2 separate regions of the Homo sapiens genome follow, and region 2 is linked to region 1. Evidence: chromatin loops called from intact Hi-C (ENCODE). Cell type or tissue: heart left ventricle. All regions are shown on one strand.

What was found. Peaks named below come from ENCODE experiments on the same cell type or tissue, not always from the same donor. Only the 100,000 strongest peaks of a DNase experiment are listed, where the experiment ranks them.
Region 2: it touches region 1 in a loop (15-fold over the local background); 4 of 110 quality-filtered maps call a loop at or near these places.

The regions. Positions count from the first base shown.
Region 1 is chr7:69,456,687-69,459,186 of GRCh38, forward strand. No RefSeq gene overlaps it. Among named protein-coding and RNA genes, the nearest start is that of CT66, 140 kb to the right of the region's middle. RefSeq lists an enhancer at 1,201-1,716. In heart left ventricle, no CTCF peak of the experiment used is centred here; a DNase peak (open chromatin) is centred at 1,395; H3K27ac peaks cover 260 bases.
Region 2 is chr7:69,515,234-69,517,733 of GRCh38, forward strand. No RefSeq gene overlaps it. Among named protein-coding and RNA genes, the nearest start is that of CT66, 81 kb to the right of the region's middle. In heart left ventricle, no CTCF peak of the experiment used is centred here; no DNase peak of the experiment used is centred here; H3K27ac peaks cover 854 bases.

The sequences.
Region 1 (2,500 bases):
ATGTCTTTGTTTGTTATTGCAAATAGTGCTGCAATGATGTCAAAAGTCACCCTGAAGGAAGCACTCCATTCATACATATGCATGCATGTGTCTTTATGGTAAAATGATGTATATTCCCCTGAAGATATTTTTGATTGCTACTAGTGGAGGTGCTGCAAGCATCTAGCAGGTGTAGGGGTCAAAGATGCTGCTAAACATTCTATAGTTCACAGGACAGTCTCCCATAAAAAAGAAGAATCCAGCCCCAAATGTCAATAAGGCCACTTTTGAGAAACTCTTCCTTGGTAAATTGCATTAATGGCCCCAAATTTTTACCCATCCCTATTCCATACCATGAGTCATTTAATTTTGCAGTGTTATTTTATCATGGGAAGGGCTTCTTCCCCACTCTTGACTCCAGGCTTAGCTATGTGACTTACTTTGGCCAAGAGAATGTGGCAAAATGACAGTACTTTTTGTTTGTTTGTTTTTGAGACAGCATCTTGCTCTGTTGCCCAGGCTGGAGTGTGGTGGCACGATCTCAGCTCACTGCAACTCCACCTCCTGGGTTCAAGTGGTTCTCATGCCTCAGCCTCCCGAGTAGCTGGGATTACAGGCACACACCACCACACCTGGCTAATTTTTAGTATTTTTAGTAGAGATGGGGTTTCACCATGTTGCCCAGGCTGGCCTCGAACTCCTGAGCTCAGGCAATCCACCCGCCTCAGCCTCCCAAAGTGCTAGAATTACGGGCGTGAGCCACCCTGCAGCGGGCCAACAGTGCATGTTTCTACCTGGCTTTTACCTCCGCCAATGCCACAACAGACTTGTTAGTGATCTGGTAGCAGGAAAAGGATGAGAGACATATGGAACAAAGCCAGTCCCCAGCTAAGCCCAGACTAAATCCACCAACCCACAGGCAAACTCATGAGAAATAATTATCATTTTAAGCCCTTGAGTTTTGGGAGGATTTGTTATCAGTAATAGCTAACTATTACAGACACAATGCTGCTTCATGCTTTTGGACGTGCTGTTTCCTCTGCTTAAACATGTCCCCTACTCTCACCCCCACATGACTTGGAAAATTGTTCTTAATCTCTCAAAGCCCAACTCAGAGATCATCCTTCCTGGAAAACTTCTTGGATTCCCTGCAAAAAAGTAATCCATTCCTCTTTTCCTACAGACTTTAACTGTTGAACTGCCATATTTGTATTAACTTGTCTTTATCTCTTACTAGATAGGGAACTTACGAGAGCAGAGACTTTGTCTCAAATCTCACCCCAGGGCAGCACAATCAGAGTGGACACTCAGGAAATATTTGCAGAATACAAAGGGCTGGGCTGGAAGTTGGGGGAAGGTGATTATCAGAGACATTCGTCAGCTTTGGCTCTAGCCCTGGAATGGTGCCTGGAACGTGGCCCAATCCCCATGACAAAAGAAGAGACTATGGGCTCCAGCCTGTAGTCTGGATTTCCCTGCCAATCAAAGTGGTCATGGAGAGGAACAGCCTCTGCCATTACTGTTTAGCACAATGAAACTGTTTAGAGGAGAGCCTTACCTTCAGGAAATTCCAACGAGCCTGTTTTATTGTTACCCTCCAACAGTAATGACTCCCGTAGGATTAAACAGAGTGTAAAGTAATTGCTAAAACATCCCCTGCCGTGGACAGAGAAACCTGCACAAGACGTAATGCTCCCACTTCACTTGGGAGGGAGGGGGCTTGCTCATGGAAACAAAATGTGTCATTAGAGCTTTACAGAGTAGGAAGAGGCAGCAGTGGGAGGAAAAATGCAATGCAATACAGAAGAAAGAGTCCAGACTTTGGAAATGGATCCGCTCCAGTTGAAATCCCAACCACACCCCAGGTCGCTTCATGCCTCTGAATCCTGGTTTGCTCATCTGTAATACCGAAATATAAAACATGGCCAGACACAGTGGCTCACACCTGTAATCCCAGGCCAGGAGTTCAAGACCAGCCTGGCCCAAATGGTGAAACCCCGTCTCTACTAAAAATGTAAAAAAAAAATAGCCAGGTGTGGCGGTGCATGCCTGTAATCCCAGCTCCTTGGGAAGCTGAGACAGGAGAATCACTTGAACCCAGGAGGCGGAGGTTGCAGTGAGACAAGATCATGCCACTGCACTCCAGCCTGGGTGACAGAGCCAGGCTTTGTCTAAAAAAAAAAATATATATATATATATATATATGTGTATATATATATATGTGTGTGTGTGTGTGTGTGTGTATATATATATATGTGTGTATATATATATGTATATATATGTGTATATATATGTGTATATATATGTATATTATATATGTGTATATATATGTGTATATATATGTATATATATGTATATATATGTATATATATGTATATATGTATATATATGTATATATATGTATATATGTATATATATGTATATATATGTATATATGTATATATATGTATATATGTGTATATATATGTATATATATGTATATATGTGTATATATATGTATATATGTGTATATATATGTATA
Region 2 (2,500 bases), 59 kb after region 1:
ACACAAGCATGAGCCACTGTGCCCAGTGGCTCTTTTTTTAAAAAAAAAGAAAAGAGAAAAAAAGAAAAAAAAAAAACTGGAAACAACCCAAATGTCCATCAAAATGAACAAACTGTCATACATTCACACAGTATGGAATACAATATAAGAATGAAGATGAATGAATTAGGCCCCAGTCAATGAGTTGGACGCATCTCACAAATTTACCGTTGTGCGAAAGTAGTCAGACATAGGAGAGTATAGACGGTGTGATTTCAATTGCCTAAAGTTCAAAACCAGGCAAAACTAACATATAATGTTAGGACTCAGGATAGTGGTGTGTAGTGACTGAAATGGCACATACACGGGGCTTTGGGGAACTGGTATATTCTGTTTCTCAATCTGAGATGTGATTACCAGATGAGTTTGTGAATATTCATTGAGCTGCATACTCATGATTTGTGCACTGTGTGCTTGTTATATTTCAATAAAAGTTTACTAAAAAAGACAACTTGGTAGCCTTCTATTTAAATTGCTTAGCAGTGCCTAAAATAGATTATCACTGAATCTTTTCAGGAAATGGAAGTGTTGGTGCGTATGCCTCTGAGTGTGTATGCAAGTGTGGGTGTTGAACATTGAATATTCTTCAGGAATGCAGTCAGGTGAAAGGAAACATGAAATTTATTATGCCCTCTTAAATAACGGCTTATGTGCCGTAGTGTTTCCATAAAAGATTCTCTATTTGATGAGCATCAATCTACTTGTATTGTTAGAAGGATCTTATGTAACCCTGGCCCTATACCACATTCATCAAATTCCATTTTTATGCCTCCCTTGTGTTCAGCACATCATTTAATCACTGAGCATTTTCTCTGCACCAGTGCCTGTGAGGGGTGGTGGGAATTCAGAGAAAACTCTATACATGTCCCCTTCTTATCTCCGTTCTTAGGGCCTGAGGAATTCAACGGGGATACTTGCCAAGAGCATCTAAGCCAGAGGAACAGGATCTGGGGCAAGACTGTGTGAGGTTTTCACCTAGAATAGCTGGAAATTGTATAATCAAAGGGGCAAGGAAAGCCAGGGCCCAGCGTGAGAGAGAATTGGTACATGGAGTCAGGGATGGCAGGCTAGCTGAGCTCAGGAAACAGACGTTAAAGACATCAGGCGCAGGTCAGGAAATAGACACAAAGATGGCCTCAGAGAACAGTGGAGAACTCAGGGCAGTGACGGGCGGGGTCCTCACTGGGAGCATTGATAAAGGTTGCATTGTCTCTAGAAATTCAAAAACAATAAGAAACTGACCAAAAGTCTGTCTGCTTTTTGTTATCACCATGCACCAGCAATCCTAAAAAAATGTTAGTAGTAAAGTATTTCTGCCTAAGAGTACTCGGCACAGTAATGTTTGTAACAGTGAGAAACCAAAGAGTGGGTACTGGATCGCGGTGTATTCAGACCAGGGAACACCATGCATCAGTGTGAACAGAGGAACCATGATTCCACACGTCAACCAGGACAACCCCAAACCATGATGTTGCTACTTGCAGAAGTCTACATAGTCTAATGTCATTCACATGAAATTTTAAAACATATAAACTGAGGGTTGTGTGTGGCTCCACATTGTAAAAGTACACAAACGTGGCTGGGCACAGTGGCTCACGCCTGTAATCCCAGCACTTTGGGAGGCTGAGGCAGGTGGATCACCTGAGGTCCGGAGTTCCAGACCAGCTTGCCCAACATGGCAAAACTCCGTCTCTACCAAAAAAGATTAAAAAATTAGCCGGACGTGGTGGTGCACATCTGTAATCCCAGCTACTCAGGAGGCTGAGGCTCAAGAATCACTTGAACCCGGGAGGTGGAGGCCGCAGTGAGCCGAGATGGCACCACTGCACTCCAGCCTGAGTAACAGAGTGAGACTCTGTCTCAAAAAAAAAAGAAAAAAGAGGAAAGTACACAAACATTTATACATATGACAGACACTGGGCAGAGTGGTGATCCCTAAGGGATGGGGAGGAAGAACTGCATTCAAAAAGGGCACACAGGACATTATTAGTAACTGGAGGTGGGGAGTATTTTTTATTTATTTTATAGAGACAGGGTCTTGCTATGTTGGCCAGGCTGATCTTGAACTTCTGGGCTCTAGTGATCCTCCTGCTTCGACCTCCCAAAGTGCTGGGATTACAAGCATGAGCCACCACACCCAGCCCATTGTGAGTATTTGTTGCTGCTGCTGTTTTTGTTTGTTTGTCTGTTTGTTTGTTTGAGACGTAGTCTCACTCTGTCGCCCAGGCTGGAGTACAGTGGCACAATCTGGGCTCAGTGCAACCTCCACCTTCCGGATTCAAGCAATTCTCCTGCCTCAGCTTCCCGAGTAGCTTGGATTACAGGCACGTGCCACCATGCCCGGCTAATTTTTGTATTTTTAGTAGAGATGGGGTTTCAACATGTTGATCAGGCTTGTCTCAAACTCCTGACCTCAGGTGATCTGCCCACCTCAGCCTCTCAAAGTGCTGCGATTACAGGT